Linked DNA regions of Mus musculus: regions 2 and 3 are each linked to region 1. Evidence: chromatin loops called from intact Hi-C (ENCODE). Cell type or tissue: heart. All regions are shown on one strand. Each heading gives the region's core, and the rest is flanking DNA. Links, peaks and the distances in the headings are about the cores only.

Evidence for each region. Hi-C counts contacts between places; a loop is a spot of excess contacts. Peaks named below come from ENCODE experiments on the same cell type or tissue, not always from the same donor. Only the 100,000 strongest peaks of a DNase experiment are listed, where the experiment ranks them.
Region 2: it touches region 1 in a loop (2.0-fold over the local background); 2 of 42 quality-filtered maps call a loop at or near these places.
Region 3: a loop joins it to region 1, with 2.1 times the contacts of the local background. A loop is called at or near these places in 2 of 42 quality-filtered maps.

Annotation. Positions count from the first base shown.
Region 1 is chr3:155,183,263-155,186,551 of GRCm38, forward strand. The region is part of intron 6 of Lrriq3 (leucine-rich repeats and IQ motif containing 3); the gene reads left to right. Among named protein-coding and RNA genes, the nearest start is that of Lrriq3, 91 kb to the left of the region's middle. In heart, for the core only: no CTCF peak of the experiment used is centred there; no DNase peak of the experiment used is centred there.
Region 2 is chr3:155,053,861-155,057,149 of GRCm38, forward strand. Tnni3k (TNNI3 interacting kinase) reads right to left here and starts at 1,547. Exons shown (of 25, transcript NM_177066.5): 1 at 1,407-1,547; 2 at 688-796. The coding sequence starts at 1,446. In heart, for the core only: no CTCF peak of the experiment used is centred there; a DNase peak (open chromatin) is centred at 1,681; H3K4me3 peaks cover 1,569 bases; H3K27ac peaks cover 2,029 bases.
Region 3 is chr3:155,037,368-155,040,656 of GRCm38, forward strand. Tnni3k (TNNI3 interacting kinase) reads right to left here. Exons shown (of 25, transcript NM_177066.5): 3 at 1,112-1,197; 4 at 21-118. Among named protein-coding and RNA genes, the nearest start is that of Tnni3k, 16 kb to the right of the region's middle. In heart, for the core only: a CTCF peak has its summit at 1,832 (motif pointing right); no DNase peak of the experiment used is centred there; H3K27ac peaks cover 643 bases.

The sequences.
Region 1 (3,289 bases), core at 425-2,924:
ACTAAGGTCCGGTGGCAACTCCTGATGCCATTAACAGAGGTGGGACATGGAAAAGTCACAGCATAAATCCATAAGAAAACTTGTCTCACGTGAGTTATCAGAAAATGGGAGCAGGGCAATAAGGCAAATATCAGACACTTTAGATTACTTCTGGTAATGTTACCTTTGGTTAAAGCTATTCCTAAATACAATATTCAGTTATCATTAAACTTTATGGTCTCCTATATCTTGCAGGAGGACTTTGGACTCTTAATATAAAACAAAGATTTTCTCTAAGTAAAACAACTGTATTTAGAATCATAAGAACTCCTAAAACTCTATTGTCACCAAAACAGACATGAACCAAAGTCAGAGAATAAGAAACTAAGAAAATAAAGCTGTGTGTGCAAGAAATGACAATGATACTGAAACAATTAGCAAAGAATAAACAGGCTTAATCATCAATAACGTTACAAAAGCTGGATATCTGGACTCTAATTTTTTTTCAAAAAGCACTCTTTAATACATTTCACAATCTGCAACTTAATTATTATAATAATTTTGAAATACTATCATTTGTAGAGTAAACATGGAGACATGATTCTTGACATGTATCTTACTAATACTTTATTTTTATACATACCTGAAACACAGGTAAGAAATGTTAAATTATCGAGACTATATAAAATCAATAATTTGCTGTATAAGGAAACAAAAAGAAGACAAAGTAGCCCTTATAGAATGGGATAAAATATTTGTGCATTGCACATAGGGTAAGAGATCATATACAAAATTGACAAGAAATTCATATAATTCAGTGACAGAAAGCAACACAATAAAAATTAAGATGAACCCTTGCATATTTTCAGAACAGAAGGAAGTACTCAAAAGATTCACATGAATAGGTATAAAAGAATTAGTTATATAAATTACACATTGTTGTATCCAAGCACAGAAACCCGTGAATTAAAAACACTCCTAGAGCTCACAGTGGTAGCAGGAGGATTTAGACCTAGTCAACCTGACTCCATGTTCAAGGCTTTAAGTTGTTCGAGTGACTTTACTCTTGAGGACCAAATCTGCCTCTCCATTTGTCCGCTCTTCCTTCCAACAGCTGTAACTGCTAGCAGTGCTGAAGTAACACAATGCTCTGAGGTTATTTATGTATACAGTACTAGGGTGGAGTTGGAATCAAAGAAGATGCACCCCCTAAGGAATGCCGTATCTGCTCTATCACCTGTGCTTGGACATTAGTAGCGTGAGACCAACTACATGATGAAGGAACTATCATAAGATTGATTTAAAATTGTTTTATTTCTTTACATTCCAAATGTTGTCCTCCTTCCTGGTCCCCCTCCAAGAGTTCTTTCCCCTATTCCCCTTCATCTCTGAGAGGGTGCTTCCTCCCCACCCCCACTTCTCCTCACTCACTCACCTACCCCCACCTCACTCACCCTGATACAAGATTTTAAGGATTAATCTTACTTATTCATCATAGAGAAATGCTATAAGAAAAATCATTTAAGAATGAAAAGAGTCTGGACAGTAGAGGAAACAGCATTCTGCACAAAACATGAAAGTCTGGTGATGGGTGAATATGGTCTTTGTATGTATAGTGAGAGCTCTTTATACTGCAGCTTCTTTCCAAGGCACGTGAGCCACAGCTAAAAGTTAGCACCATCCTTCATTCTGCCCACGAAGAAATACGAAAGGTTGTTTTCTCTTGTACAAAAGGTATGAAAAAACAAACAAACAAACAAACAAACAGAATTTTGGTAAGGAATATAAGTGGAAAGTTGTGAGTGGGTTCTGGAGCAAGGCTGTGTTGGTTCAGAGGGGTCCCAGGTACAGACGAACTGCTGTGTGTGTGCGCAGAGGAATTCCAGGTAGAGAAGGACTGCTGTGTGTGTGCACAGGGGTCCCAGGTAGAGAAGGACTGCTGTGTGTGTGCAGAGGGGTCCCAGGTACAGAAGAACTGCTGTGTGTGTGCAGAGGGGTCCCAGGTAGAGAAGGACTGCTGTGTGTGTGCAGAGGGGTCCCAGGTAGAGAAGGACTGCTGTGTGTGCAGAGGGGTCCCAGGTAGAGAAGGACTGCTGTGTGTGTGCAGAGGGGTCCCAGGTAGAGAAAGACTGCTGTGTGTGTGTGTGTGTGTGCAGAGGGGTCCCAGGTACAGATGAACTGCTGTGTGTGTGCAGAGGGGTCCCAGGTACAGAAGAACTTCTGTGTGTGTGCAGAGGGGTCCCAGGTACAGAAGAACTTCTGTGTGTGTGTGCAGAAGGGTCCCAGGTACAGAAGGACTGCTGTGTGTGTGTGTGTGTGTGTGTGTGCAGAGGGGTCCCAGGTACAGATGAACTGCTGGTCTATTCAAGTAGACAGTGGGATGTGGCTCTGCCACCACCAACAGGGATTTTACTATTTTGCTTTTTCCATTTTTCATATTTACTTTTGGATCATTTGTGTCTGTATTGTCAAATATTGCATTTGAATTGTTGTGTTTAATTTATTTTTTTTATAGTACACACAACTTGATCTCATCATGAGGATACTCTTTGGGCCTTTAGTTAAAATCCCTGTCATTTTTCTATATACCTCTCATCTGTTGCTCTTTGCATCCTGCTCTTTGTTACAGGCAACTTTGTTTCTATGACCCTACCACCATCTGTTTGAGCACTTTAACTTAAAGGCTCTAAAGGAATCCTCTCATAGGAGTGATTTTAAAATTCACTAAATAGGGTCCCCAAGGAAAGAGCTAGAGAAAGAACCACAGGAGCTGAAGGGGTTTGCAGCCCCATAGGAGGAACAACAATATGAACTAACCAGCATCCCCAGAGCTCCCTGGGACTAAACCACCCACCAAAGAAAACACATGGTGGGACTCATGGCTCCAGCTGCATATGTAGCAGAGGATGGCCTAGTTGGTCGTTAATGGGAGGAGAGGCCCTTGGTTCTGTGAATGCTCCATGCCCCAGCATAGAGAAATGCCAGGACCAGGAAGCAGGAGTGGGTGGGTTGGTGAGCAGGGGGAGGGCAGAGCAGAGAGGGGGTTTTTGGGAGGGGAAACCAGGAAAGGGGATAACATTTGAAATGTAAATAAAGAAAATATCCAATTAAATAAATCACTAAATAGAGTCACAGAGCTGCATTCTGAAGCCGTGGAGGCAGTCTCACGCAGGAACCCTTTTCTTTCCTGAGATTTGTGAGTGTATTTTATGTCTATTTGTTCTTGTTCATCAATAGGTTTACAAAGAGTACATATGGGAACAACAGGTTATTACCGTTGTATTTGTCAGACTTGTTGTCCTAACCGATA
Region 2 (3,289 bases), core at 305-2,804, 130 kb before region 1:
TTCCTGCCCCTCTTGTCTAAACATTGTGTGCCTTACAGGGTTGTGATGCTGTCCCAGTCCAGGATGTTTTTGTTGTTGTTTTGTTATTGTTGTTGTTCTTTGTATAATAAAGCAGAAGCGGATATCACACATATTACAAAAATGAGGGTAAAATAATTTTCTGTCCCACTGTAAGACAGCCTTCAATGTATACAGAGCAAGGGAATTATATTCAGGCCCTGAGCAAAGGAATTATACTCAGCCTTCCTGGAGAAGGCCTCCAATATCTACAGGGGGTTGGTAAAACTTCTCTTATTCCTCAAGGAGACTCAGGTCTAGCATCAGCAAACCTGGCAAATAAGCAATACTGTTTGTTAGTGGCACGGAATAAATAATTTAGTGATTAATTCCAGAGTAGGTTACTTGGAATAGTGACAGCTTGTGCCCAATTGCCTATTCTCCAAGCTCTTCTCCCTCAACTTTTGTGAGGACAGAATTTAGGTTATAGTTTAGTGAGGGAGGTGTGATCTTTCCATTTTGGGAGCCACATGAATTCTTATGAACAGATAACTTGGCACTCTAAAGTTTAGTCTGGTTATACCCAAGACTTAGCCTATTTATTGCTAAGGCTTTATGCTTGCACGCACATCATACCTAAAAACAAAATATGGAGACATGTATTTTAAAAAGTAAAAACTCTGACTTTACCCAAAGATGTGTCTTAGTTCTTGAAATTCATTTTCTTTGATCTGCAGGTCATCTTCCAGCCTTTCTATTATAATAGCATAAGATTCACTAACTTTCTTCTTCCATTCATCTGGAAAAGAAAAACAAATAGGATTGATTCATAATTGCATTTTGCAAAATGTAGACAGAGATCATAGCATACAAGTAATCAAAACCCTGTTTTTTATTCTCAATTCTACAATACTTAATTTAAATGACTGATTGTGGGTTTAATGCAGATGTTTATGTTTGTAATGCAATCACTTTGGGATTGTAGTAATTAAGAACCCATTTGATATTGTACAATATATTTACATAAAAGAGTATATTTGACTTATCTTATTGATTTTATTGCATTTTAATTGCAGCAATCTCATTGCTAGACAGTATCTTTTGCTTTTAAATACTAGATACTTAAGATATAATTCTAAAATTTCTATACTCAATAGTTCTTCAAACTTTCTATCATATTATACGAAAGGACTAAACCAATATTTTTTAACAAGAAGTTCTCTGTTTTCCTTTAGAACTGTTTCAGGGAAAAGGAGTAAGTTCAAATAAACTCAACACTTAATATTCTCTGCATTCAGATCGGCACACATCTCAGTGATTTGAAACACATCCACTCTTAGGAGTGAGTTGTGTTGCATGTAAGAAAGCGAGAAATGTTAGCAGAACATGGTGGAAATCAGAAGGCTTACCAGAACAAGTCTGTGTCGGTCTGGATTTGTAATTCCCCATTTTAAAGAAGTCTGCTTTCCTCCTGTGCTGCCCTTCACGATATAAGATTCCAAGTTCTAGCGCTGAAACAGACCAGTTGAAAATATGTTGATAGTCTTTCTAAAAATAAGCCAAGTGCTGAATGGAATGTCATGCAAGGACGTCAGAGAGCAAGGCAGAGTGTGCCTTCAAAGGTGAGCTGATCGTGTAGTGGCTGGGTTTGTTTTAAGGGAGCTGTGTGAAAGGTAAACAGCAAGCATTTCAGTTGTGCTATTGGCTTCCATCAGTGGATTGCTTGTTCATCCACACATGCCCTCTGGGTAGGCCAGTTCCTCAATGAGTGAACATGGAAAGTGACTGGTGATTCTGAGCTCCACTGAAAGAGACTCCAGCCAGCCAGCCAGTGTTTGGCATCTTTGGCACCGGTGAAACAGTGGAAGTTGTCCATGTGAAGAAACAGAAATTCCTATCAATCAGCACTGGGTTGAGACCTGCATGTGTATCTGCAGGGACTAGGGTTCACACACACACACACACACACACACACACACACACACACACACACACACACACACCATGACCATTGCAGTTGATTATTCCTACCTAAGTCACAGACAAGAAAAAAGACATAGTGCTTTATAAATACCAATTTATCATAAGAACAACAGTGATCAGAAAAACATTTCAACATTGCTTTCTTACACATTTCTGGGCAATAAGCAGAATTATGAATTTTTTTATGTCAGTTCCAAACAGGGAGTGGAGCCCAAAGTTGATCCTGAACCATTCGACACTGACGTCTAAGACTGCCGTTATTTCTGATGTGCTGTGTCCTGAGTTATTCCACACACCTTCCATTTACTTCACACTGTTGCTTTTTTTCCACGCACATTTGCACTGAAATAAATGAACCCAGTGTGGGATGGAAAAAAAATGGAAATAACATAGGAAACTTATTGGTTATTTTCTATATATTTCTTCTAGGTGATCTTACTGTGTATGAGAGCTGTAAATTCCAATCTTGAAAGTCACACTTAGCTTTAACGTAGGAGGTGTTGGATTCACATTTACTATGATCAAATATTCAAATGGCTCTTCTTAAACAAATGCTTAGATGAGTTAAGGAATCCTCATGCCCTGCCTTAGCAAGCTAAAGGAAAGGTCCCCAGGGAAGGGCTGCCCTACTGATAAAATAAGTCGAACTCAGTACCTGGCTTTGTACTTGTGTCTACTCTTGGTGGTTTGGACTCTCTTCTTGTCATTAAGGCCTGTCAGGGATATGTAGAGTTTATATAGTGCAGGGTCCTCTGGTCACTTTGATCTGTAGTTCTTCAGTTTTCTCCTTTGAAAGCTAGACACTGTTGATTTTGCCAGCTAGTTCCCAGTACTGTGTGACCCCCATGCAGCTTGTTCTAAGCATGGTGAAACCCCAATTCTCTCTGTTTTGAGAGCCTAGCTTCCCTCAGACAAGCTGTTCTCTGATTCACCAGCCCAGGAAACTGACTTCATTAGTATTTCTCAGTCTTAAACCACATACTTCCTCAGGAATGATCCTCCAGGGAGCTATAACATGCATGCATGTGATTTGTATTACAATTTGGGAGTTAGTACATTAGTGTACAGGAAATGATAATGTTAGTAGTTATCAGAAATAGTGGCTCTTTTCTTAGATACTTGTTTTATTATTTTATTAACTCTTAGTAATACATATTTATTGCACAAAAGGACAGGGCTCAGTATAATGTCAATAAATATAGACGTGTAAGCATCTGTTTCATAAGAATTTGAGTTTTCAGGTAAATATGTCTTACATTTTAGTCACTTCCCCCATTACTCTATTTCTCAAAATGAATTAAGTTTTTAA
Region 3 (3,289 bases), core at 305-2,804, 150 kb before region 1:
TAGGAATGAAAAGATCAGACCTTGTAAACAGCCAAGTGCAGAGCTGGAAACCCATTTCTTGTCAGTCTGGATGGACGGAGCCCTTTTAACATAAGGGCACGGATATGCGACTTGTTGCCTAGAAAGCAATATGAAGACTGATTGGTTGTTGTAGGGGTTATCTAAAGTATTTCATTATCTTCCTCTGACTTAAGGATAAATGCCATTCAGACTTGTGAAAATGTCTGCCCACTACTCAAGCCCACATGGGAACCTACAGAGGATCAGCAGCAGTAAAACCCACTCCGACGAGGTGGCTCTGGAGGAGGCTGGGCAGCCAGCTCCCATTAGGAAGAAGGGGCTATGGAGCTGAGTCTGTTCCGAGGGGTCTGGAAAGTTGAGGCAGCGTTAGCCCATTGGTGACATCCACAAAGCTTTGCTCAGCTTGATCAGTGAATAAATACCAACTTCCCATTTGACAATTCATTAACTTTATTGGGCTGCTTCTGTATGCTGGGAGCTGTCATAAGTTGGGATCCCTTTGAAATCAAATGAAGTACAAGCAGAATGAAATTCTTGTTCACTTTGAGCAATCTTCCTTGTCAGATTCTATGTTTAACATTTTTTTCTCATTATATACACTTGTTTCTTAGAGGTAATCGACTGTCTGATCACATCAGGGAGTGCTCTCAAGATTCTTCCATTAAACTCAATTCCCAACTCACTGTATTAAAAAGCACTTGTTGATATCCAAGCTAACTGAGTTACTTGGTTTAGAAAAGAAAATAGAGCCGGGCATAGTGGTGCACACCTTTAGTCCCAGCACTCGGGAGGCAGAGGCAGGTGGATTTCTGAGTTTGAGGCCAGCCTGGTCTACAGAGTGAGTTCCAGGACAGCCAGGGCTACACAGAGAAACCCTGTCTTGAAAAACCAAGGAAAAAAAAAAGAAAGAAAATAAAATAAATAGAAATTCAGAGATACAGAGCAAGGATTGACCGGGGTCCTGTGAGCAGGCTCTTAGGAGCAAACCTAAGAGAAGTTGAGTCTGATAGGGTCTTCCTTCTGGCCACCAACGTCTCATGTCCCTACCTCATAGGCACAACTCTGGCTTGAACAGGGTCCAGGCACTTACCACCGCAGGCACAGCAGAGGTGCAGTAGGGACAGGCCACGCTCTGTGCGGTAATTTAAACTGACTTCACTGAAGGCTTCGTCAGAGCTGAAAAAGCACGGGGCAGATGATCAGAAATTCACCTCTTAGTGTGTTGCCTTTGTTTGAGAAGCAGTTGTTGTTCTATAAATTCAGAACTTCATTTTGCTATGTATCTTTGCTCCTGGAAGAAGCATTTTTGAATCCTCCATATGGAGAAGTAAAAAATTGGTGAAGATAATATTAATAGTGGAAAGACTCAAGTTACAGTAAAGATTCGAACATACACTGTTTTTCAATATAATTAAATAAATATATAATCTAGGTTTTTCCTCAAACCCCTTATAAAGAAAGTATAAATAACTAAAAGTCAAATTATTTTAATTCACATTCAAACATTTGTATTATATTCACGGACAAATTATGATATTCACAAAAGGAAGAAAAGAGGGAGGGAGGGGAGGAAGGAGGGAAGTTGGGAGGTACAGGGAAAGGGGGCATTGTGTTGCATTTGATAAGAGGGTGGAGAAAGGAATGTAACCCAAATGTGTAACAATTCCTGCCTGAGGCCAGGATTCCTTGCACTCTGGCTGGGTCAGCTGCCTCAGATCACCAAAGATATGGCTGCTGGTGAGCAGAGAAATGGTGGCATTAATGAATGTCTTGCTTTTGTTCTAGCAAAGCCTTTGCCCACAAGAGGGCCCTGGGAGCCACAGGCAGCCTTTCAACAGGAAGTTAGAGCTAAAGTTTTTGACCTCTTCAGGTCCTTGGCACTCCCAGGACATTATTCAGGAGAAAGGGGATCATGTCCTTGGCCTCCAGGTCAGCTTCAAGGGGCCTCCAGCCTATTCTAATCTCAGCAGCCCTGGAGGGACGCTTGGTCTCTGGTGTGGGGTGCAAGGGATTTCTTTCTCCTTTAAAGTACTTACACTTGAAAGGCTCAGTAAACTCTGGCCATTTGCATCAAGGCTTCCAGTTAAGATCTTCAAAGGCTATTGGAATTTTGAAATAGAAAAAGTTCTATTCTCCAGGGTGCTGCTAAAAAGAGCAGGCCTCTAAATCCAGGGGCCTTGAGAGGCCCCAAGAAAGGCTTTAATTAGCAACTCTAAGCCTTGTGGTCTGTTTCCATAGACATAGGGATATTCTTCCCCTGAAGGAAACAGGCTTAGCTGCCCACACTAGCAAAGCATTCAGACCACATACCTTTGTCCTCACTCAGAGGGAATGAGAGTTAGTTTATTATGAGCCAAGTTGAATCCCCAGCACAGGCTGGGGATGAAGGCTCAGGTCACTCTACATTCCATATTCCAGAGTGGAAGTCCTATGGGAACTTTCACAGTCTTAGAATGAAACAAGTCACAGGTCAAATCATTTCATAAGATATTTAGTTTTACTTTTTAAAGTTTGTGTTCTGTGTTTCCATGTTTGGGTATGAACACTTGAGCACAGAAACAGAGCTCAGACGCCCTGGACCTATAGTTTCAGGTGGCCAAAGGCTGACTGGTGAACTGAAGAATGAATTTGGGTCCTCAATAAGAGCAACGTGTGCTGTTAAGCACTAAGTACCACACCACAAGTCATTTACAAACACCTTGTTGGGGGCAGCAGGATACAGAGAGGTGGGGAAACCTGCCACAGGTGCCAGCTACATCTGATGATATTATGAGCTTTTAGATTGGTAGAAGCTACTGGCCAATTGAATTCACCGCAGCTGAATGTGAGTAAAACAAGCTGGAAACAAGATTTAGTTTACCCCAAATTCCTTGCTACAACATGGTAGCAATTCAATAAAGGTTTGATAGGAAAAGAAGAAAAATCATAACTCAAGGCACTTTTCAAATACATTGACAAAAATAGTAGGTGGTAAAATACAGCACTAGGTGAGGGAGTTGCAGCATGGGTGATGGGTGGCTCACAGCATTAGATCTGCGAGTTACACCATTACTAGTTGTGATACGTGGCTCACAGCATTAGATGGGTGGCTGACATGCCTGGGAGGGGGTGGTACGTGGGTTACTCAGATGCTATCTGACAGCATTCCTACCCCTTTCTTGGTTGGTAGGTTGGACACTAGAGATCTGTTCTTATGTCCCAGAAGATTTACCTAACGATCACAGAGATGTTTGGTCACATAAAGAAGAGGGCAATAAATGGCTTTTTA